Linked DNA regions of Mus musculus: regions 2 and 3 are each linked to region 1. Evidence: chromatin loops called from intact Hi-C (ENCODE). Cell type or tissue: left cerebral cortex. All regions are shown on one strand.

What was found. Peaks named below come from ENCODE experiments on the same cell type or tissue, not always from the same donor. Only the 100,000 strongest peaks of a DNase experiment are listed, where the experiment ranks them.
Region 2: it touches region 1 in a loop (3-fold over the local background); 2 of 42 quality-filtered maps call a loop at or near these places.
Region 3: a loop joins it to region 1, with 2.9 times the contacts of the local background. A loop is called at or near these places in 7 of 42 quality-filtered maps.

The regions. Positions count from the first base shown.
Region 1 is chr11:96,858,401-96,866,400 of GRCm38, forward strand. Copz2 (coatomer protein complex, subunit zeta 2) reads left to right here. Exons shown (of 9, transcript NM_019877.2): 9 at 2,463-2,803. The coding sequence ends at 2,510. It overlaps Gm11523 (a long non-coding RNA gene), which reads right to left. Exons shown (of 4, transcript XR_880183.2): 3 at 5,433-5,705; 4 at 4,042-5,171. Among named protein-coding and RNA genes, the nearest start is that of Mir152, 12 kb to the left of the region's middle. In left cerebral cortex, CTCF peaks have their summits at 2,380 (motif pointing left), 3,084 and 3,717 (motif pointing left); DNase peaks (open chromatin) are centred at 2,358, 3,277, 3,687 and 5,439; H3K4me3 peaks cover 1,348 bases; H3K27ac peaks cover 1,054 bases.
Region 2 is chr11:96,669,808-96,677,807 of GRCm38, forward strand. All of the region lies in intron 4 of Skap1 (src family associated phosphoprotein 1), which reads left to right. Among named protein-coding and RNA genes, the nearest start is that of Snx11, 100 kb to the right of the region's middle. In left cerebral cortex, a CTCF peak has its summit at 4,226; DNase peaks (open chromatin) are centred at 4,183 and 5,662.
Region 3 is chr11:97,022,671-97,030,670 of GRCm38, forward strand. Sp6 (trans-acting transcription factor 6) reads left to right here. Exons shown (of 2, transcript NM_001363230.1): 2 at 1-2,069. Scrn2 (secernin 2) reads left to right here and starts at 7,282. Exons shown (of 8, transcript NM_146027.2): 1 at 7,282-7,385; 2 at 7,746-7,919. The coding sequence starts at 7,746. Gm11532 (predicted gene 11532) reads right to left here and starts at 3,748. Exons shown (of 2, transcript NR_133649.1): 1 at 1-3,748. In left cerebral cortex, CTCF peaks have their summits at 3,615 and 7,242; DNase peaks (open chromatin) are centred at 3,606, 7,269 and 7,418; H3K4me3 peaks cover 1,109 bases; H3K27ac peaks cover 329 bases.

The DNA.
Region 1 (8,000 bases):
GAGAAGAGCCAGGAGTAGTGGCTCACGCCTTCAGTCTCAGCACTTGGGAGGTTGAGGCCACATGATTTCAGGTTCAAGGGCAGCCTGAGCTACACTGTGAGTTTCTGTGTAGGCAGGGATGTAGCAGGAGACTTTATGTAAAATCAAATAGCATAAAATAAACCAACCTGGGCATGGTGATGCACACCTGTAATCTCAGCACTTGGGAGGTGTACAGGAGGATTAATAGTTCAAAGTCATAACAAGTTTGAAGCCAGAGTGATCTACATGAGAGCTTGTCTTAAAGCAACAGTAATAAGCGGTCCATTGAGATGTCTCAGCAAGTAGAGGCACCTGCCTCCGAGCCTGATGGGCTGAGTCTGACCGAGATAAGAGAGCTGACCCCCTAAAAGTGTTTGCTGACCTCCACATAAACACACAAAAGTAAATACATGAAATACATATTAAACATTATTTTTTTTAAAATATTCATTTATTTTATTTATATGAGTACACTGAAGCTGTCTTCAGACACACCAGAAGCATCAGATCCTATTACAGATGGTTGTGAGCCGCCATGTGGTTGCTGGGAATTGAACTCAGGACCTCTGGAAGAGCAGCCAGTGCTCTTAACCACTGAGCCACCTCTCCAGCCCCATATTAAACATTCTATAAGGGGAGTGTTGATGAGCAGAGAAGAGAAGAACAGCTGGGGAGGGCTAACTGCATGGCTCAGTGGTTACGAGCACTCACTGCTCTTGCAGAGGACCCGGGTTCAATTCCAAGCATACACATGGTGGCTCACAACCATTTGTAACACTAGTTCTAGGGAATACTGGTGTCTTCTGCAGGCACCAGGCACACATGTGGTAAGCAGACATACAGACAGACAAAACACCTATGCACATACAAAGTTAAAAGAGAAGAATACAAGCCGGGCGGGGTGGCGCACGCCTTTAATCCCAGCACTCGGGAGGCAGAGGCAGGCGGATTTCTGAGTTCTAGGCCAGCCTGGTCTACAGAGTGAGTTCCAGGACAGCCAGGGCTACACAGAAACCCTGTCTCGGGAAAAAGAGAGAGAGAGAGAGAGAGAGAGAGAGAGAGAGAGAGAGAGAGAGAGAGAGAGAGAGAACACAGCTGGAATGGGAGGCGAAGCCCTGGGTGTGGCTCCAGGCACTTCACCGCATGGTGGGGCAGTGCATGCTCCTGATGCAGCGCTTCCAGTTTGGAGGCTGGGGCATCAAAGAACGAGACTGTTTCAAAACCAAACACAAGCCAGACAGTGGTAGAACACTTTAATTCCAGCACTCGAGAGGCAGAGGCAGGTGAATTTCTAAGTTCGAGGCCAGCCTGGGCTACAGAGCGAGTTCCAGGACAGCCAAGGCTACACAGAGAAACCCTGTCTCGAAAAACCAAAACCAAAACCAAAACAAAACCAAACCACTACTGCTACTCCCACCCCCTAGTATTCATTTGAGTCATCCTAAGCTTTTACTTTGCCAACAAAAACTGAATGGCAAGTTACTCAGCACCTCTAGGGCTCTAGAATAGAATTTACCTGGTAGAGTTATATTAATTACATGATTGGCCATGCTGCCAAACCTGGAAAATTAAGTTGTACATCCTCAGGAAACAATTCCTCTCTTTCTAAATGAGCAAGCAACAAATAAAGACTGGTAGGGCCTTGTTATGTAGCCCAGGCTGGCCTTGAAGCCCTTATCTCTCCTGCCTCATATTCCCAGGGCCTGAAATTATAGGCACCACACATGAGGATTAGTGGAAATCTTAAAGAAACACAAAAGTTATAGGGACACAAAATGAAACGTGGAGAGAGAGAGGTTCCTTAGCAGAGATTCAAGAACTTCACTGTCCCCAGCAAAGAGGGAGATTCCAAGAGAGGAGGACATACACAGTGCGGGGTGGACATTTTGGAGGAGGCTTTATGCCCAGAGAGACAGTCTGAGTATCCCGAGTCCCCCCTCATGTGTTGGCATCACGTGTGCACATTGGCACAGATACGGGCACACACTGGACTGAGATGTTTTTTCTTGGTAGTAGGAGCACACACACATACACACACCTGACAGCTTTGTCACATCAGCAAATGGGATGGGGTGCTGAGAACACACCCCATCAAAACCAGCATCACAAGTTTATTACGGTGTCAAGTGTCTGAGCACAGGCGTGGTTGAGCCTGGGCCCAGTCTCTGCCTGCCTGATGGCGCGGTGAGGAGGCACTATTACTGTGGCCTGATATGGCTTAGGGGAGGCAGGGGCTACCGCCTCACCCACAGTTGGACAGGCTTGGGAGGCAGCCAGCTGGGTTGCAGCCCTCTGGACCTGCCCTAGCCTCCAAAACCTCATCTCATTAAAGAAGAGGCAAGCTGCTGCCATCTAGTGGCCAGGGCTGGAGAGGCGCCCTTGTCGACCTCCAATCACTGACATTCTCAAATATTTCTCCCAACCTCCTACTCTCACTTCAGGTTCTTCAGTCAGCCAAGGAACAGATTAAATGGTCGCTATTGAAATGAAGACCTTGGAATCAAGGCTCCTTCCCCAGAGAACTTTTGCCAGTCCCCGCGTAAGCCCCAAGATCTCAAGACGCAAGAGAGACCACTCTGCCTTCTCAGGCCTCTCTCAGAACTGATCCCTGAGGTCTCCTGCCAGGGATTCTGAGACGCAAAAGCTTGACCCCAGCTCCCTCACCCCTACTCAGCATCCTAACCTGGCCTTGGGGCCATGGGAACCAGCAAAGTTGCCTCCCCTCGGACCTCTGACATCCTCAGTCCTAGGCCTTAATAAACTTACATTTTTCCCCCCCAAAGACCTCCTTTCTTGACTTTGAAGTGTGTGTGTGTGTGTGTGTGTGTGTGTGTGTGTGTGTGGTGTACGTGCGCGTGTACACTACACCTGTGAATGAGGTCAGAGTGGGTCAAGGGAAAGGGTTGTGTTTAACACGAGGGGTGCAACACTGATACCCTGGTGTTGCATGAGTAGTTGAGCGGTTAAACACGACGGTGTGGCATGGTAAGAGTCATAGTAACAGGAATAATATTCTTCCAGGAAAAGGAGAGTGAAGATGGCTTCTCCATTTTGTCTGTGCAGTACCCACAGGGAGGCTCCGCTAGGGATTCCTTGAGTCGTTTTTTCCATTCTAGGCTCCAGAAAGGAAGGGAGTCAGGCTTACTCTGACAAACCCAGGAACTGTTTGGCTATTTTTCTTGGCGCGCCTGGGACCGCGGAATTCTTATCTTGGCATAGATCCTGGGCAGTAGAGCTCTATAATTTGCTGTCTCTATCTGGGGGCGAGAAGGCACCGAGTGGTGGCCACTGCGCGTGTGTGTAGAGCATCCGTGTACCTACGAGGAGGCGAAGGACGGGGGTCGGGGGAGGGACGGACAGGGGTGTCTAGAGAGGCGACAGACGGAAGGAGATTCACGGCGACACATCTCAAGGATGGAGATGAATAAACTTTCTGAGCATCCCGAACCCCCTTCCTACCCTAGTCCCAATCTCTGAACTTTCTCTCGGTTTTTCCTGTGACCCATACGCTTTCGGCGTCTCCACGCCGCGGACTCTTCTTTGGCAGCGTGGGGTGTCATCTTCTTGGATCCCTGGAGGTTTTCAGCGGCTCCCACGCTCCGCCCCGGCCCCGCCTCTCACAGGAGCATCGCGCAGCAGGAAGCTCCGCCCCCTCACCACATCCGTGGTCCTAGAGCGCCACCTGGAGGTACTACGGGCACACCTCAGGGTCCTGGGCCTCGATAACTCCGCCCCTGAGGTGGAACCGACCCTCCTCCCGGTGTTTCTCACTGATCTCTGACACCAGAGCCAGTGCGTTGCCCTGGCAACCATCACGCGTGACTTCCCGCGACTTCTCTCCCAACGCAGAGCTTTTTGGCAGCCGCCGTAATAAAAATAGTGGTGAGCCTTGGATCTTAATAAAAGCCTGTCCCGGTGGTTGTCATTTCCAGGCCGTGAGTGTGGGAGATCAGCCTAGGTTGCGTGAGACACTATCTCAAAACAAAACAAAACAAAACAAAACAAAACAGATATTTATACTGAATTTGACTACGTCTGTAATTAGAGAACTCTACGAAGATACGGGGATGATTATCTACTCATTGTAAACGCTTACTATAGTGTCTTTCTAGAGTCGCTGTGCACACAGCCCAGAGTTGCAAAAAGGCAATCCTGAGAGAGGGGGAAGGTGGCACAATAAAATTGTGCAGTTCAGGGGCCAGTGTGGTGACGGAAAAGACATTCTTTGGATTATTTCTCAAATATTCAGCCACCCGTAGCACTTGGCTCCACCATGGATGGAGCCAAGGCCCGGAGGAGTAAACTGCCTCCTGGCAACCCGGCCTGACCTGACTTGGTCCTGCAATTTCAGTTGTGCGAGGACGGGAATGGGAAGCATCAGGCAGAAGCTAGGAGCTCCAGGAAGGCTGGCTCACACAACTCTCTGAACTACACGATACTGTCCACATTCTATTAAGGGATACACCGAGACCCTGAAAGTTTCGAATATACAAGTATATCGCAGCTTCCGCTCGATAGGGGATAGAAAACTCCTCATTATACTACAATATCTGAATTCCTTACTCGCACTTGGTCCTCACAGGGTGTGGAACACACAAGCCTATAATCTCGTCTCTTGAGAGGTGGAGGCTGGAGAATCAGAAGTTGAAAGTCATTTTCTAACTATTTACTGTGTTTGAGACCAGCCTAGGCTACAGATGGTTAAAGGTAACAAGAAAGTGTTCCTTGACTTGCTATGGCTAAAGGCTACTACCCTGATCCCATAGGGAGGGATTAGCAAAGCAGCGACTGGGGGGTTGCGTTGAGCTGAGCTCCCATAGTGGTGATGACCCCAAGTCTGCAGGTCCAGTCTTCTGGCTATTGCGTCTCCCTGCCCCCCTCGCTTTCTGCATCCAGGTGGAGCCGCCTAGACAGCAGGCCTGGCTGACAGCCCGGAGCCCTGGCCGCTGCACCAGCTTTTCCGAGATGAGAGCCTCATCATCGTGGCCACTGGCCGGAGCCTGAGGGATTTCGGGAAGGGCGTCCGCAGTTCTGAGCCAGGGCTTGCCTTCCCGAGTCTGCCCACCCCTGGCATCCTTCCTTGTCTTGCCCATCGCACCCAGCAGCTTCGAAGAGTGTGCGGGAAAGGATCCTTAGGGCCACTCTTTTCCCTGCAACAGAGTAAGAACCGGATCAGAAATCAAGACCTCAGGAATGTGGGCTCACCCAGCCCGAGGGCACAGGAGGAAATACAAACTCAAGAACTTGTTAACTTATTACAGGGACGTGCCAGACACAACACACACCACACACACACACACACACACACACACACACACACACACACACACACACACACACAGAGGCACGCTCCTCCTGCTTTCCTCCAATTGGCTGGCAAGAAAGGCAGGGCATGTGGGATTGGTTCTCACCCCGACACTGATGGATGGCTCCCTGTGACTGGATCATTGTCGGCTGTCAGGAGGAGTGGGAGGCGACACCCGTGCTCTTCTCAGGGCCTCAAACATTGGTAGAGCCAGCCAGGCCTGGAGAGAGAAATGGGCAGAGCAGCCTGCCCAAAGGTCCGAGTTTCTTTGCCCTCAACCTCTTTGAAACACACTGTGAAGCGATGTGCTTTCTGGAGGCTGAGACAGGAAGAGAGCCACGAATTTGATGCTATTCTGGACTACATAGCAAAACAGCGCCTGTCTCAAAATAAGTAAAGCAGAAACTGTTATTAGATTATGGGGAGGAATTAGTTCTGAGCTCTTAGTACAGTAGAGCTCTTTAATGGGAACCCTGGCGAGGGGAATAATTTGCTGTGCACAACTCAGCTTCACTTTCCTCCCAACCTGGGTCAGTGTATTCACATATTTAGGTGTCTGCGATGAGCCAGGCACAGAGAGGAACTAGGGACAGCAGTGGGGTTGGCGTGGAGAGGCCATAGAAGGGATTAGATTTAAGGCATATGTCCAGGTATACGCAGCTTTAAAAATCAGCTCTCAAGCTGGAGAGATGGCTCAGCTGTTAAGAGAACTGGCTGCTCTTCTGAAGGTCCTGAGCTCAATTCCCAGCAATCACGGGGTGGCTCACGACCATATATATATATTCTATATATAGATATATAACAGGATACGATGTCCTCTTCTGTTATGCAGCCACATTCAAAGAGCACTCATATACATACATAAATAAGTCTTTTTTAAAAATTCAAACCTTCTTCTGAGTATGATGGGAATTCAGGTTTAAAGCACAAGATGTGTGTGGTTGGTTTGTGGGGGGTGTTTGGTTTTGTTGTTGTTTTGGTTTTGGTTTTTCTGTTTTTTTGTTTTGGTTTTGGTTTTTTTGGTTTTTTGAGACAGGATTTCTCTGTGTATCCCTGGCTGTCCTGGAACTCACTCTGTAGACCAGGCTGGCCTCGAACTCAGAAATCCTCCTTCCTCTGCCTCCCAAGTGCTGGGATTAAAGGCATGCACCACCATGCCAGGCTGTGTGTTCTTTTTAGTAAGTATTTTCAACAAAAAAGTTGAACAAGTGGTTGCCAAATTATATTCTCCCATCACTTGAATGGTCCTGTTCTAGTTTCCAATCTCTCCTTCATCTTAGATGAGAACCTAAGGAGGCAAGACTGGTGGTGAGGGGGTAGACCTTAGACATGCAGGTGAGCGTGCCCCCCCCCCCCCGCACAGGCTGTTCGGTGGGGAAAAAAATATATTGGTCATAATACTAACTTTAAAATTCTTGCTGGGCGGTGGTGGCGTATGCCTTTAATCCCAGCACTGGGGAGGCAGAGGCAGGCGGATTTCTGAGTTCGAGGCCAGCCTGGTCTACAGAGTGAGTTCCAGGACAGCCAGGGCTACACAGAGAAACCCTGTCTTGAAAAACCAAAAAAATAAAAATAAAAAAATAAAATTCTTTTGGCCCTAGTAGGGAGCTGGAGAGATAGCTCAGTACTCATTCCCAGCAACCACATGGTGACTCACAACCATCTGTAATGGGGTCCAATGCCCTCTTCTGGGGTGCATACAAATATGCACTCTAAATAAATAAATAAATAAATAAATCTTTTTAAAAAGCATTGGGGGGGGGGCAGGCTTGGTGCCACATGTCTGTAGTCCCAGCACCCAGGAGGCAGAGGCATGTAGATCTCTATTAGTTTGAGGCCAACCTGGTCTACCAAGCCAGTCTAGGACAGCCAGGGCTACACAGAGAAACCTGTCCTGAAAAACAAACAAACAAGCAAATCTTTCAGAATGAATTTTTCCAACAGACATTTACTAACTGGCTATTCTGAGCTGGGCACTTTTACTGAATGCCAATGGGAGCTTCTTCATTTTTATTCATTAATGTCATTATTGTTGTTTTTGTTTTGTTTTTTTTCCAAGAAGAACAGGATGAACTGAAGACTCTCAAACAGTTAAAGGACTCAAGGACACAGTGCTTTATCCTAGGTTGAGTGATATAGAGAGATTTATAGATACGCTGCAACTGTTCAGTGGAAGGTGCACGCTGGGTGTGTAGCCTAGGACTAATGAGAATCTGATCCTTTGTGTCCACTTCCCAAGTACTGGAATTCTAGGTGTGAGCATGCCCTGTTTACTCAGGGGTAAGGATTGAACCTGGGGATTTGCGCATGCCCGAACCAGCCAGCACTCTGCCGGTTCATCTTCATCTCTAGTCAGGTGACTTTACACACATTAGAGGTCACTCCTTTTAAGTCCATGCTTTAACATGTATTTATTAGATATTAGATATAGATATTAGATATAGATATCCTCATACATAGCCATGCTTTAACACCACTTCTTGCTTTATCCAAGACACCACAAACCTGATGTGGTATAGTACTTTTTTTTTAACTCCAGCACTTAAGAAGTAGAGGTAGGAGCCGGGCGTGGTGGCGCATGCCTTTGATCCCAAAACTTGGGAGGCAGAGGCAGGTGTATTTCTGAGTTCAAGGCCAGCCTGGTCTACAAAGTGAGTTCCAGGACAGCCAGGTC
Region 2 (8,000 bases), 190 kb before region 1:
TTTCTAATCTCTGTGTTTTCACCCAAGCGATGCAGAAGCCCCTCACTGTGCTGGTGAGAGAGCAGACAGGGTTCAGACTTCCAATTCGCTGATTCCACACAAATTCCGTGATTTTGCTGAAGGCGGTTACATTTTAAACACGGGAATGCTCTCTACCCACCACGTCTATGAGTTGCAAGTGGCTGAAGCATGGGGCTTCTAATGACTGGAGGTTTTGTATGATGGTTTTAAGGACTGGAGAGATGGTTCAGTGGGCTGAGCTCTTAGAAAACAAATGTGAAACCTGAGTTGTTCAGATCTCCAGAACCCACATAGTCAGGCATTGTAGAGCAAGTCTGTCATCCCTGTATTACCCCAGTATTCCTACTGTGAGAAGAGGGTGGAGACAGGAGAACCCCCCAGAATTCATAGGTCAGCTACCGTGGAGAATGCGATAGCAAACAAGGAAAAGAACCTGCCTCAAACAGGATGGATGTAAAGACTAACACTCAAAGTATCCTCTGACATGCATACAAACTATGGCACATGTATGTGTGGGCATGTGTGTGTGCGCACATATACACAAACATGTGCATACACACACACTCAAGTACACACACACAAATTGTGGCACACATACTATGGCACACATATGTGCACGTGTGTACATACACACACACACACACACACACACACACACACACACTGATGTTGGACTGAGGCTTTACAATAGTGTGAATATTCGCCTTTATGGATGAGAAGGGTTGTTGCTGGCATGTGCATACGCCAAACAGGAGGCTGGGAGGTCATGGTTCGTTCCCCTAACAAAGCTCTACCCGCCAGTCCTGCCCGTGACCTGTAACACTCCTGCCGCCTCAGCTCTATGATCACCGAGGCCAGCCAGTGATTTGTGACTTTGTTTAAGGATACATATCGGTGTTAGTGTAGCTTGAGGCCACCAAACTCATTTCACTTGTGCCCTGCACCAAATTTGATCCCAAAGGTGTCAAGAGAGAGGATTAACACAACGCGACACTCATCACCTTCCCCCTCCCTGTGAAATCAGTTTATCTAAAAATATCCCATACAAAAGACCCGCAATCCAGGGCCATACACAAAGCACTCATGAGCGCCTTGAAAAATGGAATGGGCACACCTATGGCTTTTCAGGATGCTCCTGTGCTGTGACCCTGCGTTTCACATAATGTCGCTCTTTTATTTATTTCCAATAGCTTCCTAATCAGTCAGCAACGGCGTCCTTTCTACAACCTCAGATCATGATGCAATAATCCGTTTTGGTGGCCTTATTGGCCTCGAAGGTAGTTTGAGCTGTTAAAATCTCTCTTTAACAAGTTTCTCTCTAATAAGAGCCGTTCCAGCAGGCTTCACCTCCCTCTTACCTTTCCCTAACCTTGTCTAGACAGACACAAAATCGCAGGTCACACAGATCCTGGCAATATCATCCGGCCTTGGCAGAAAAGCTCGTTTGGACATAGAATCACCTAAAATTGCTGATAATTTCTTGTTGATTGGGGCAGAAGAGAACTCCTGGAGTCTATGTCAAATATAGCATGCGACTGCATTTTATGAAAGATACAGATGGCAGGGTGTTCTGAGGGTAGCACTCTTCCTTCTGCTGGCTGCATTACTTATCTGACAGAAACAGAAAACGGGAGGCAGATCAATATTTTATTTGTGCTCTCTGTTTTGTTCCTACCACTCAGTTTCTATTTCTCTGGCTTGGTTTTTACCACAGGGTTTCCCTGGACTGGCTGGATGGCTGTTTGCAGCTAGCATCCTTACATCTGGTCCTGTCTTGGGAACTGCCCACTGGAAATCCACTCATAAACTCTACTTCCATCCGTCTCTGGCCTTTTCCCTTCTGAGAGGCAGGGACAGCAGAGAAACTTATGACAAAGCAGGCTTTATATTCTCTTATATGAGAGAGAGAGAGAGAGAGAGAGAGAGAGAGAGAGAGAGATTTACTTTGTGTGCATGAGCGGTTTGTCTGCACATATATTTGTGTGTCGTGTGCATTGCATCTCTGGTACCCACAGAGGCCAGAAGAGGGCCTTAGATTTGCTGGAACTGGGGTCCATCAGATGCTTCTGTGCTTGAGCTGGGGATAGGATCTGGGTCCACTGGAAACCAGCCAGGGTTCCTAACCACTGACCTATCTCTCCGGCCCACCTCTCTGGTTTTTTGCTTACTCTCTACCATGGCTCCCTAGGAGGAAGGTAACTGATTTAAAGGGTCTGAAAATGACTTAGAACGGCTATGAAGGGGGGAAAATGGGATCCAGGTGAACAAGTCAGTGCCGGGCACCTTCCTCAACGTTGGCAAAGAAAGAAAAGTTTAAGTTCTGAAATATTTCAAGGAAGGAATGAAATATGTGGTAAGAGGTTACCTGAGATATATTATAGGGACCCTTGGCCCTCCGTCCTTCATGTTCTCTCTGCTTTCTGCGCCCTCTCGGTATGTGAAATCTTGGAACTAGAATTTCTGCTTATTGTATGAGACAGATTTTCAAACCTTAAATTTCCTAGGAAGTTTTTTAATAACTGTTATCAAAAGAAAAGTCTCTCTCTCTCTCTCTCTCTCTCTCTCTCTCTCTCTCTCTCTCTCTCTCTCTCTCTCTCCACAGAGTTTTGCTATATAGCCTAGGCTGGCCTCAAACTCGTGGTCCTCCATCTCCCCAGTGCTCAGATTATAGGATTTCACCCTCGCATCTACTAAGAAAGGTCAAGTTCTTCTATCTTAAAAACATTTACTCATGCTGGGCATGGTGGCACACACCTTTAATCCCAGCACTCCAGAGGCAGAGGGAGGCAGATCTCTGTGAGTTCGAGGCCAGTCTGGTCTACAGAGTGAGTCCAGGATAGCCAGGGCTTGTTACTCAGAGAAACCCTGTCTTGAAAAAAATAATTTACTCATTTACCATGTATAAGACCCACGGTTCTGTCAACACCACAAATTAACCCCCCCTTTTTTTTTACATATTTCAAAATACCATGTTGTACATGATAAATATATACAATCCCATTCATTAATTTAAAATTAATTATATATATAAAAAAGAACATCTACAGTCTAGAGATATGGCTCAGGGGTTAAGAGCACTGGCTGCTCTTCCAGAGAACCTGTGTTCAGTTCCCAGAACCTATAAGATGATTCACAGCCATCTGTAACTGCAGCTCCAGGGGATCGAACACCCTCTCTGGCCTTTATATACACCAGACATGCACATGGTACATATGCAGGCAAACACTCAGACATGTAATTTTTTTTTAAACTGGATAAAAAGCATAATCACAATATTCAGTATTTTATACCAGGCCTACATAAGGAGCATAGATCTTAAGGGTTTAGGGTTGTGTTATTGTTACTGATTTTGTTACCATTGTTGTTGTTGTTGTTGTTTAATGTGGCTTTGAACTGACAGTATAGATGAGGACAGCCTTGAACTTCTGATCCTCCTACCTCCGCCTCCAAGTGCTGGGATTACAGGTGTGCTCCACCACAATTAGTTTTATCCAAAGCTGGGGCCCAACCCAGCACGTTGGGCATGCCAGGCAAGCATCCTACCAAGTAGGCTACATCCCCAGGCTAGACCTTAAGACTTATCAGAAATATGTCTTCTCTTATTTCTAGTCTGTAACTGTCAGAGGTAAGCAATGCCTCTCCTGCTGCCACGCACCAATCAGGGTGCTGTCAAGACAGTGACTGGGTTGTAAGCTCTCTGCTCAGGGTTTTACCCATAAAGTTGTACTGCTTTCGGTATTTCAAACAAAGCCAAGTGTTCACTCGTTCTGTTTCCTTCAGCATACCAAAGGTAAACTGACTCTTTTCTGAAGAATGTCAAAAGCCACTGATCTGACAGCCCCAGAGAGGTTATCAGGACCCACGCCTCCAAGACCAGCATGAAACCTGACTTACTGTTAAGCTCTTCCCTCTGTGCCTGCCTGCAGCTCGAGATCAAACACATTCTCAAGGAGGGAACGCTGAGCCCTTGTAGAATCCCCTCCGTCCTACCCCACAATGCACAAGTCCTAGCTGGGACAGACAGAGCACTATGCCGGGAGCTGGGGATAAGAGAAAGGAGGGATAGGGCTGAGAATGAAGGGCTAGTTAGCTCACAGCCCTCCCTAGCCAAGGGCTAGGAGAAGGGAGAAGGAGCCAGGGAAGCCGGTGGAGCTGGGGCTGCCTCCCTCCGTCTAAACCCTGATCTCATACTGCTTCCCTGTGGAGGAATCTCAGAACTGCAGCTTCTCGCTCTGGGCCCCTGCCTGTCACACCCGTCCAGTGTGGTCTCTTGCCTGGGCTGATCTGACAGGTCTTCCCTTACATATATATATATAAGTAAATTTATATTTATATCTCACACACATACATATATACATATATGTGCCTGGGCTGATGTGACAGGTCTTCCCATACATATATATATCTGTATGAATTGATGGGGTGATATTTTTTTTCTTTTTTTTAAGCCCAAAGCCTATGTATGCCTAACAGTGTTCCTTTGGCTCTTCTTCCATAATTACATATACTAGCTTTTACTCTTAAAACTTCCAAATGACTTAACAACATTGCCCCTATTTCCATGGATATTTTTCATTAAGAACAAACCAATGTCCTGGCTAACATAAAGGATTCTTGGTCATCCTTCCTTATAGTTGCCACCCCAACTTCCTGCTTCTCCTTTATGCCTACCCAAGGGTGGCTTAGGCACAAGCATTCACAAGGCTGGCCTTCTTTGTAGAGCATTAGAACCACAAAACACATTTTAGATGACTGACTCTTTTCTTGAGGACTGGGGGGGGGTCTTTAGGACAGAGTCGGAGGGCAGGGAGGGGGCATTGTAGACAGGTTGAGATGCTTTGCGTTAAGAATACAGTCTGAAGAGAGTTGATACTTTTTAGGGGAGGTGAAAAAGAAGGCAGTGGGTTCTTCAGGCAAGCCAGTGGTCTTACCCTGGAGCATTCCCAATCAGAAAATAGACAGGAAGTTGACCACGTGACTCACATTCCATGCAGAACCTGCGAGCCCCTCTCTTCTACTCCTCTCCGCCTTCTGTCAAGACTCCAAGGGTGAAAGCTGTGAGCTGAAGGGGACAGGCCATCAGCAGAGGGTGACTTACAATGAGAAATGAAAATATTTGGATTAGCTATAATGCCAAGCCAGTGGTATTTACAAATTATTAAACTGTCATCCCCACGTGAAATGCGTCTCTTCCTGAATGAAATGTTAAGCTGTTCTTTTGGTTTGTTTCAAACTGTCAGGGCCATTATTTGATGTCCCTTTCTGTTTGTTTATCTTCATTAAGATGTTGAATCAATCATTTTTGCTTTCTCTCTCCACAAGCAGGAGTTGGCACAGAGTCAGGATGAGGGCCAGCCACCCCTCCCCCACCCACCGAGGGCTGTGCAGGTGCCTAGCCCGGTTTGTTCACAGAGGGATCAAAAACATATTTGTTCTCCAGGTTGTGTGGACAGACTGGCAGGGTTTTTTGATAAGAGATAAAAGAAAAGTCTTCAGTCACGGTGAGAAATGACATTTCTATCTGGAACAAGGAGATGCAGTGGATCTCATTCCGGTTTGGAGATCATTTTCCGGAGTAGCATCCTGACAGCTCACAGTGGGGTGGAAACACGGAGGTGGGGTTTGAAGTGGGAGACAGAACTCAGAGCAGGCAGGAAGCAAAAAATGGAGAGCCCTGGACCTTGTCCTGTGACAGATGTCAATGCTGCTCTCTTGAGTGTTCTAAATGTGGCATTTCAGTATCCAAGATGGTAGAGCGTGATTCACCAGGGTTGCGGGCGGTTTACTGTCAGAGGGACCAGTTGCATTTCTCTTTATACAGAGATCCAGCTAGCCCATTGATGCTGTGTAAGGACTGCGGGGGGGGGGGGGGGCGCAGAGGGGTGTCTCTGCCATGTGACCCACTCTCTCCTGCTTAGCAATCCCTTTTGAGGATTTCAGACCAGCTAACCAGGGTTAGAGAAGCAGTCAGCTAGACATAAAAGAGAACTGTGCACACCAGCTGGCCTATCTAGGGATAACACCTGTAACCTTGGTCTCATTAGCCCTGTGCTCTCTCCACCTGAGCTATCTGGCCCACGCAACTTAATCAACTGGGCAAATGAGAAACACAGAAAGAGGAAATCAGTTTATCGCACGATTTAAGAACCTGGCAAACAAAGTACTTTTACTTTTAAACCCAAACTACTCTAGGCAGGCATGGAGTACTTAAACCTAGCACTCAGTGGGCTGAGGCAGGAGGATGGCCACAAGTCTGAGACCAACCTGAACATAAAGTGAGTGTGAGGCCAGCCTGGGCTACATAGTGAGAGTTTGTCTCAAAATCTGAATGAGATGGGAATCACAGCCCAAACAATCTAACAGTCCAATCTAAGAGTCTAGCAAATTTCTTGTATTTTAAATCACATTGTTTTCCTTTTTTGTTGTTTTTTTTTTCTTGTTTTCATTTTCAGAGAAAGGGTCTCATTTAACCTAGTCTGGCCTCATACCCAATATGTTCCTTAGTCTGACGTTCAGCTCCTGATCCCCCTGCCTTCAAGTCCCAAGTGTTTGAGACTTGGGTACCACCATACCCGACTCTAGACCACAGGTTTCTGGTCTGGAATAGAATTCTTCTAGTATTACTCTAATACCTCTTACTGACTGCAAAGTACTCACACCACCGGGAGCCCTCGAACTCCAGGAAGCTACATCTTTCTGTTGGGCAGTCTCCCTTGCACTGATCTAAGCAGAAACTGTGTGAGACTGAATACCATCTCTCCTGATGGCATAAGCACCGGTCAGCGTGCCATCCTGTGTGCTAGCCACTGCTCCACCCCTGATGGTGACACACCAGTTGACTGCAGAGACGCAAGCAAGAAGGTCATTGCTCCAGCCTTTCACTAGGCAAGGGGTGGCCTTCCAAATCATCCCAAACTGAAACGTTTCGAAAGGCAAACCAAACACTCCATTTATTTGAGGCCTCTGTTATGACTCTTGGGCCACAGATAATGACTCTGAACAAATGCTCACTCCTCATTAATGGGAAACACGTTCCCCTAATCACCACGAATTACCCAACACCTGGAGTTATGGCGGCTTCTCAGTTCACACTCATTTGCTTCCTTTCTGGATGTCCTAAGTTCACAGTGACTGCCAGCGCCTGCTTCACTGTGTCACAAGGTGACTGCAGCTGCTAGTGTACCTCTGGTGTGTATCCTCTTCTCCTCCTGTACTTTGATGGCCTCATAGCACCCCCATCCCCTCCCTTCCTGGCAACTAGATTCAACCACACAACTTAGGTTGTGGCCAGAACAATGTAAGAGTTTAAGAGCAATGTATCAACTTCCAGGGTCACTCATGAGATGCGTAAGCACTTGGGGAGAGGGTTCTCTGTGTTCACACTTTCCTTCCTTATGGTGGCTGGAGCCAGAGCCAGCTTAAACCATGAGGAAGAAGTCATGTGCTTTATAAAGATGGTGGGGATGGGGGGCTGGTGGGAATGGGGGGGGGGAGCTGAAGAGCTGACTCAACCATTAAGAGCACTTGTGTTCTTGCAGAGAGTATGGCTTTAGTTCCTGGCATCCACATGGTGGCTCACATCCATCTGTAAGCTCCAGGGGACCCAATGGGCTCTACTGATATCAGTGGCCATGCAGGCACGCACTTGGTACACATCGATACATGAAGTCAAAACACTTATACAAATGAAATAGACCTTCAGAGACTGGAGACAAAGCAGAGATTGCCCTCCAACCCAGGCTCCCTCCGTTCCGTCTTTTTACACATGGGGGGAAATTATAGTCTGTGACCACAATTTTCCATAGACATCTATCATACTGGCTAAACCAATCTTAACCTATCTAACCCGATAACGACTCACTTTGGGAAGCTAAATGGGGTTGGAGAAGAGTCTACAAAGAAAGGGATGGAGTCTGAAATGGCAAGAGGCTTCTTTGGCCATTTGAACAGATACAATGAGCCAGTGTTAGATGATAATC
Region 3 (8,000 bases), 160 kb after region 1:
TGGTTATTTATTGGTGATGAGGGGACAGGGAAAGGGACGCTAGGGGTTTTTAGTCTCGGGGGCTACATGGGAGGCTGCTTGAATATTTAGGCTGCCAGGAGCTGAACACGCCCCTCGCTTCTTCCCTTTCTCACTATTTCACCCTCCCCTGAGTTGCTGAAGAGTTGGGATGGAGCGCCCCTACCATGTGGAGGGGTTCGCATAGTAGAGAGATGGCATGTCCCAGAAGCTGAGGGAACTCGAGATTGGGTCGGGGCGTTGGGGGAAGCTGTCTGGACACGTCTTTAGTTCCTGGGAACCCGGACATAAAAGCACCTTGGAGCCGCCCTTCGGCCTAGGTCTCTTTCATCCCCTCTTCTAGTGCTGCTCCCTCTAAAATTTCCGGAGAGAAAGCAGAGATGAGGTGTGTGTGTGGGGAAGCCTGGGGTGGTTCCCCTTAAGGGGCTGTCTACCTAGCTTGGAGGGTTATTAGTATAGAAAGAACTCCCTTCAGTGAATTTCTTCTAAACCCTTCTGGATGGTAGAGCCAGGAAGAGCAGCTCAGCTCTGCAGCCAGGGCTCTGAGCTGGAGGTCAGAGCTGGATGGCATAGAGGAGGGATCCAGCAGAAAAATCCTCTTACAAAGTGGAAGAGCTAGCCGCTCCTTTCAACTCGAATTCAATCCTTAACTCTTAGACCTTGTAAAAGAAAGCAAACTCAGCAGTCGACATTCCCCATCTATTCCCCTAGGTAGTTTCCTAAAGTCAGCTGCCAGCACTTGCTCCAGAGTTGACAAAACAACCCCCACCCCACTCCCAGGTCCCCATCCCTTGCTTTCCTGTTGGGGGTGGAAGGGAGAGAGGTTGTCCTAGCAGAGGGATTACAGCAGAAAACCCTGCCTGGACTCCCCGTCCCTCTCTTTCTTAGCTTGACCCTTCCGTGTTCCCTCCATTGTTATAGAGTCCTCCCCAGTAGAAAATCTCCTTCCATGTGAAGAAATATTGTTCCCCCACTGGAAGGAATTCTGGGAAGCTGTCTCTCTGTCCCCTTCTTTAGAGTCTAGAGATACATTTGGGTTTTGATCATAGGATGAGAGGGTAGACTTCTGCCTGGCAGACTGCAGGACCCTGGGGCTGGGGGCACTCTCAGGTTTGAGGTAGAGGCCTTGAGACCCTCTGACCCCACTCTTGCTCTCTTCTCTCCACCCAGAACCTTCTGCAGGGAATAGCTGTGTGTTGATTTTTAAGTTATAAGCAAAGGGTATTTTATTTAATAATTAGGGTGTGAGTGTGTGTATGCGTGTGTTGTCTGCACCTGTATGTGTGCATGTATGTGTTTCTCTACTGAGCCTGGGGTCTCCTGAGACCCCATCTTGTTCACCCCGTCCAAGACCTGGGGACAAGAACCTCAGCATCTTCCTCCCTGGGGGATGCTGGAGCCCAGTCCAAGGACTGGGACCTGTATGGGAAGTAGGGGCTGGGATCTGGGTAGGAATATATGTTTGTGTAGAAAGGCCTCCTCCTTGAAGGGACAGGGTGACTCCCTGTGGGACTTAGGGGCCTGAGATAGTTTAAGTTCTTTCTGTGTTCTCCCTCTTTCCCCACCTCCTGTGAACCTAGCCAGAGGTTCCCTTTCTTACAAAGAAGGCTGCAGGCAAGAGCGAAGTTGGCCATGCCTGCAGGTTGCCTAGCTAGGTGCAGAGGGGCCTAAAGGAGGGCACCGTGGGTGTGGGATGCCTTCTTCTCCACCCATCAAAACCAGCCACCTCTCACTGCGCTACCAAGACAACCTTTTTTCAGTGACCATGCTTAGGGGGAACTCCTACATGGAGTATTAGGGGGCACGGAGATGCTCCCCCTTATAGAGGCCTTGAACCCTAAGATCTGCAGGTGGGGCTCGGATAGGTTTTTGTCTGGCCTGCTCTTTATCAAATCTAGGTTTCTCAGCTGCCTGTCCTTCCAGGCAGCCCCTCTAGAGGAAAATGTAGGATTTTTTTTTTTCTTTAACTGCTGTGAACCCACTTGGGGGCGAGGAGGAGGCAGAAACAGCCTGTGTTTTTTATGCAACAATAAAGTCATCAACCAACCACACTCTCGCTTTGTTTGTCTTCCAGCTCTGCCTCCTATTTCGGACTCCATCCCTCTGCAGTGAGGACTGGGTAGGGGGATCTTTGGTCAAGCGTCACTTCTTTTCGATTGGAAAGATCTGAGATGAGATCAGAGCTCAGATCTGATCCTATCCTGGAAGGAATAGGCTCTGTAGTCTCTTGGTGTTCATCTGTGGAGATGAGATGTTTCTAGATGATTCTTTCCATAGAAGTCCCACGTCCCCAAAGGTCCCTCTCCCCACCCCACCCCCCATGGGAGCATGCGGGTCAGCCGGTCCCTCTGGCTGTGAGGGAGGTGGGGGGTGACTGACAGTGATTTCTTCACCTAGAGTGATCCCTATCAGAGACAAGGCGATGAAAGGCAGCCAAGATATCTGATGGGCAGCTGCCCAGCTGGAAACCGTGAAGGAAAGGCTGCTACTACTACTGCTCACAGCGAGAAACCTGCCAGGGTTACTCAACCACAGGGTGCACAGACGCACCCTCACGGGACTCACTATCTTCAGAGAGACTGGAAATGCCCATCCACTGTTGGTGCCTTATTCATGTCAGTGAGAGAAAGTCTCATGACTCCAGAGGACCGGTGCGTGGAAGGTGACAGGGAATTCGTTTTGTTTTCTCGTCTATGTAGGATAAGGTTGGTCACTGCGCACGCACTACACTACCTTTAACTGGCTTTTCTTTGAATCTATTGTTTGCTCATCTTGGCGTTCCTATCCCTTATGACCCCTAACCCAATTTCTCCTGCCAAATCTGGCTCTCAGGATGGCCCATCCCATCATCCGTCTGAGAAATTTGGGGGCCTAGAGTTTTCAGGGAAACTTGGAAAGGGGCATCAGGACGATTTAGGGGCCGTGGAGAAAACCTAGACTGGTAGGGGTGACGGGAGAGGGGGAGCCTGTTTCCATCGGTTGCTGAATTTAACAGTTCAGAATCCTGTTTACCTGCGACGGCCTGCCCGAGGCTCTCCTGCAGGGCGCCTCTTTTGTTTTCCTGGTTCTGGGGGAATTAGACCCCAGAAACCTAGTGAGTCCCCTCCTTTTCCCACATCTGCCTCCGGGGACAGGAGGGCAGCTGTAGGGCCGGCTGGGCTTGTCTGGGCAGGGCCCGGGCCCTCCCTCCTCCCCTTGCAACTCCTCCAGCTGACCTGCATTCTTAGCAGGGGCCTTTGGTGGGGCTCTGATGCATGCCTGATCCTCTGCAATGCAGCCTGGCTGGCCTGGGCCCCTGAAGGAGCTCGGAGACACCTCTGACCCCTCAGAAGTGGCACCCCAGCAGGATCCCATTGTACGGGAGAGGCTGGGAGGGAGGGAAATCATCATGTTTGGATTGACCCTCTGGACGACTTCTCTGAGTCCTATCCTTACCAGAGAAGTAAAGTAGAATGCCTCTAGGGCGGGTGAATGAAGTCAAAAGTGGAAACTTGACGGATAGCAGCCTGGGGTTGCAGCCACCGCCTCCTTCGGCTCCGCCTGCTCTTCCGGCTGCCTCCTTCCTCGGCCTATCCTGCCCCCCAGCGGACATCTGAGGAAGTGCAGAAGAGGAACCTGCTTTCTCCGCAGGGCGCCTCAGAGGATCTGTGGGTAGCTACAGCTTCAGCTGAGGTTTGAGGTGGGATGGCATCCAATAGCACCTCGCACCCCTCCTCCAGAACACACCCCGAAGCAGCACTTACGTGACCATTAATCCTATACACCCTTATAGATGAGCATACTAGCAATGAAGGTTTTTTGTTTTTGTTTTTGTTTTTTTGTTTTTTTTGGTTTGGATTTTTTTCGAGACAGGGTTTCTCTGTATAGCCCTGGCTGTCCTGAAACTCACTTTGTAGACCAGGCTGGCCTCGAACTCAGAAATCCGCCTGCCTCTGCCTCCCAAGTGCTGGGATTAAAGGCGTGCGCCACCACCGCCCTGCTCAATGAAGGTTTTAAAAGTATCTTACAAAATCCACCAAAGGACCATTAGAACTAATCAGAACAGAGTCAACAGGAAACAATAAGAAGTATTTCTTTAAAAAAAATTTAATGAGTACGAATGTTTTGCCTGCAAGTATGTATGTATGTATGTTCACTACGAGTGTGTAGTGCCCTTAGAGACTAGAAGAGGGCATCAAAACCCTGGAACTGGAGCTACAGGTGACTGTGGTGTCTGAAGATTAAGGAGAACATCAGCTCTATACTGATTTTAACTCCAAAGATGCGACCTTAGTGAGGCAGAATGGGCAGCCACAAGCCGGGAGCCATGTGAATAATTTAAGTTACTCAGCTGTGTTGTTTATTTTATTTTTCTAAAGATTTCTTTTTATTTAGTAATATGTGTACAAGGAAACTGCAAGTGCCCACTGAGGCCAGAAGAAGGCGTTGGATCCCCTGGAGATGGAGTTCCTGGACTATGTGAACTACCTGGTCGAGGAGCTGGGAACCCAACACTGCTCTTCTGCAAGAGCAAGCGCTCTTAACTAATGAGCTGCCTCTCTAGCTCTTGAGAAATATTTCTAGCCAGGCAGTGGTGGCAAAAGCCTTTAGTCCTAGCACTTGGAAGACAGGCAGAGACACTCAGATCTCTGAGTACCAAGCCAGTCTGGTCTACAGAGTGAGTTCAGGATATCCAGGGCTTCACAGAGAAACCCAGTCTTGAAAAACACAGAGAGAGGAGACATCAAATATTAAAAAAGACAAATCAGAAAGCAATGCCCTTTACAACACACACACACACACACACACACACACACACACACACACACAGTTCTAAGGACTCAGAGAGGGAAAACCTGTACCTGAAAATTCAAGTTTATTTTGGTTCAGAGATGCCTGCCCAGGCCGGCATTGAACTCCCTATTAACCAAGGCTGCTCAAGGACTTCTGATCCTTCTGCCTCCTGGAATTACAGGTGTTCTCCACCACACTGTGTTTACGCGATGCCTAGGTTTGAATACAGCACTCAAACGTGTTAGGCAAGCACCCCAACTGAGCTACATCCTCAGACCAGATTCTGAAAAACTGATTAAAGAAATGGAAGACTCTCTGAGGGGTGGTGGCGCACGCCTTTGATCCCAGCACTTCGGAGGCAGAAGCAGGCGGATTTCATAACATAAAAAAAAAAAAAAATTAAATTAAAAACATTTTAAAAAGAAATGGAAAAATGTGCACACATGTGCACAAGAGCACATGCACACATGCTCGTACACACACACACACACACACTCATGTGCACATGGACACACACATATGAGCACACATGGACACAGACAAGCACACAGGCACACAGACATGTACACACACATACATACACACATGCTTCTGTGCTTATACATTGCAATAATTAAAATGGTAGCGGCATCACAGATTCCATGTAATCCCTACAAGTAATTCCTAGAGGTCATGGGACCATAAGTGTGTGAGGCGCATGCTCTTCAGTGCCAATGGCAGAGATGATTCATAGAGGAAAACACCAAAACCATAAGAAGTCTGAATCCAGCTCCACACCCCTGCATGCCCCTCTGAGCCCAAATCTCTCCTTTCCGATCTCCTCCTCACTGTGCGTAGAAGGTAGAAGCAGCACAGCTTGGCAATTAGAAATCCCTAAATCCCCTTCTCAACGTTATCTTTCTCAGCACCTAGTGGGCAGAACTGAACTTGGGTTTCTGGAGACAGGCGGGTTTTGTGTACGTCTCCTTGTGACATGGGAGTACACGGGGGTCAGGGAGATGGCTCAGGCCTGCCACATGAGCACGAAGGCCTGGGTTCCATGTCCAACACGGGAACTATAATGCCAGCCCTGTGGAGGTGGAGACAGGAGGCTCTCTGAGCTCGCAGGCCGGCCGGCCAGCCACCAAAGCAGAATCAACAAGATTCGGCCTTCATCCGAGGCCCTGACTCAGAGAAGAAGATGGAGCACAACCGAGGAAGACACCCAGTGCTGACCTCTAGTCTGCACAAAGGCACACCTACATGGTGGTGTGCACTTGCACACATGTATGTATACACACAGATAGTCTCTCAAAGTTGTAAAATATGTACAACAATGACAACAAAACGAGGTGCACAGCTCAAAAGATATGGCATCTAAGGTTGAAAATAAAAAAGGGGAGGCTGGAGAGATGGCTCAACGTTAAGAGCACCAACTGTTCTCCCAGAGGTCCTGAGTTCAAATCCCAGCAACCATATGGTGGCTCACAACCATCTGTAATGAGATCCGATGTCCTCTTCTGCTGTGTCTGAAGACAGCTACAGTGTACTCATATACAATAAATAAATCTTTAATAAAAAAAATAAAAAAGGGACCAGAAGGATGGTTCAGAAGTTCAGAGTGACGATTGATCTTGCAGAAGACCTGAGTTTGGTTCCCACCACCCATGCCAGGCAGCTCACAACCATCTGTGATTTCAGCTTCAAGGGATAGATCACCCTCTTCTGGCTTCTGTGGGCACATGCCTTCCCCTACATGTAATCCCCACACACATATTTACAAAATTTAGAAAAAAAACTTATTTTATGCGTTTTGATGTTTTGCCTGTATGTGTGCCTGCCTGAGCATCACATGTGTGTCTGGAGTCCATGGAGACCAGAGAGAGCATCAGGTTCACTGAAACGAATTACAAACAGCTGTGAGCTGATACTCGAACCCATGTTCTCCTCAACGGCAGCTTTGAAGCACCCAGTTATCTCTCTAGCCTATAAAAATACAAATTTTAAAAATTAGTAAAATAAGTGCCAGGCGGTGGTGGTGCACGCCTTTAATCCCAGCACTTGGGAGGCAGAGGCAGGCGGATCTCTGTGAGTTTGAGGTTAAGCTATTCTACAGAGCAAGTTTCATGACAACCAGAGCTACACAAAGAAACCCTGTCTCTAAAAAACAAAACACAAAAACAGTAATAAAATAAACAATACCGTAATTTATGAAATTCAAGTCAGGAAGCAGGTAGTGAAAGTTTTCCCTTAATCTCTAGAACTCCCAGCAGTGTTGGCTACTTTATGCATTCTTTCTTTTCACTAGGGCTTCTTTTCTCCTTCAGCTCCACCTCCTGTTAATGACTCTTATCTGATAAGGCTGTAGAGAAAGCCCGGGACTCTTAAGCAGGATTTGAAAGGTCTCTCAGCTCTAAGAAGTGGTGCTAGCTAGCGCGCACCCTCGTGGAAGACGGTGACATTGCAGGTGTCCTGTGCCGGTGCCGGCCCCGCCCCCGGGGACAAAGGCCTTCCAGGTCACCTACCAGAGAACCTGGGTCCAGGGGAACAGATCTGACCTGAAGAGGAGGAAGTGGCGCCCGGAACCGAGCCTGGGGGTCTTGGATGCAGAGAGGGTGAGAGACCGAGGCACTGAGGACTTGGAAAGGGGTGGACGGAAGAGGCGCGTGAATGTGGGCATGCGCAGGAGCGTGGGATTCTTGGAGCCAGCTTTAGTGCCTAGAAACTACCCTGTAAGTCAGCCTGGAAGGGCTAGGACTCCAAAACAGACGCTCTTAACTTGCAGAGTTTGCTCTGTCGCCTGACTCCAAGCCAAGTGCATTGTTAGTGCACACCACGCTTTGACAACAGTGCTGTTGTCCCAGAGCGTCAGGCTTCTCAGAGTGCACACGTGGGGAGGAGAGTGCCCTGCACCCCACCGGTGGCCAAGACTGTGGAGAGGTTTGAGGGACATGAACATCTCCACTTCTTCGCAGATGGCGTCGTCGAGCCCCGATGCCCCTTGTTCCTGCGACTGTTTTGTCTCTGTGCCCCCGGCCTCAGCCATCCCAGCTGTAATCTTTGCAAAGAACTCAGACCGGCCCCGAGATGAGGTGCAGGAGGTGGTGTTTATACCAGCAGGCACTCACGTCCCTGGGAGCCGGCTTCAGGTGGGTTAGGACTTAGAAGGAGCTGGAAGGTTGAGACGTTATTCCCAGACCTTCGTTTTCTTGCTCCTGGGACGGGAGCAG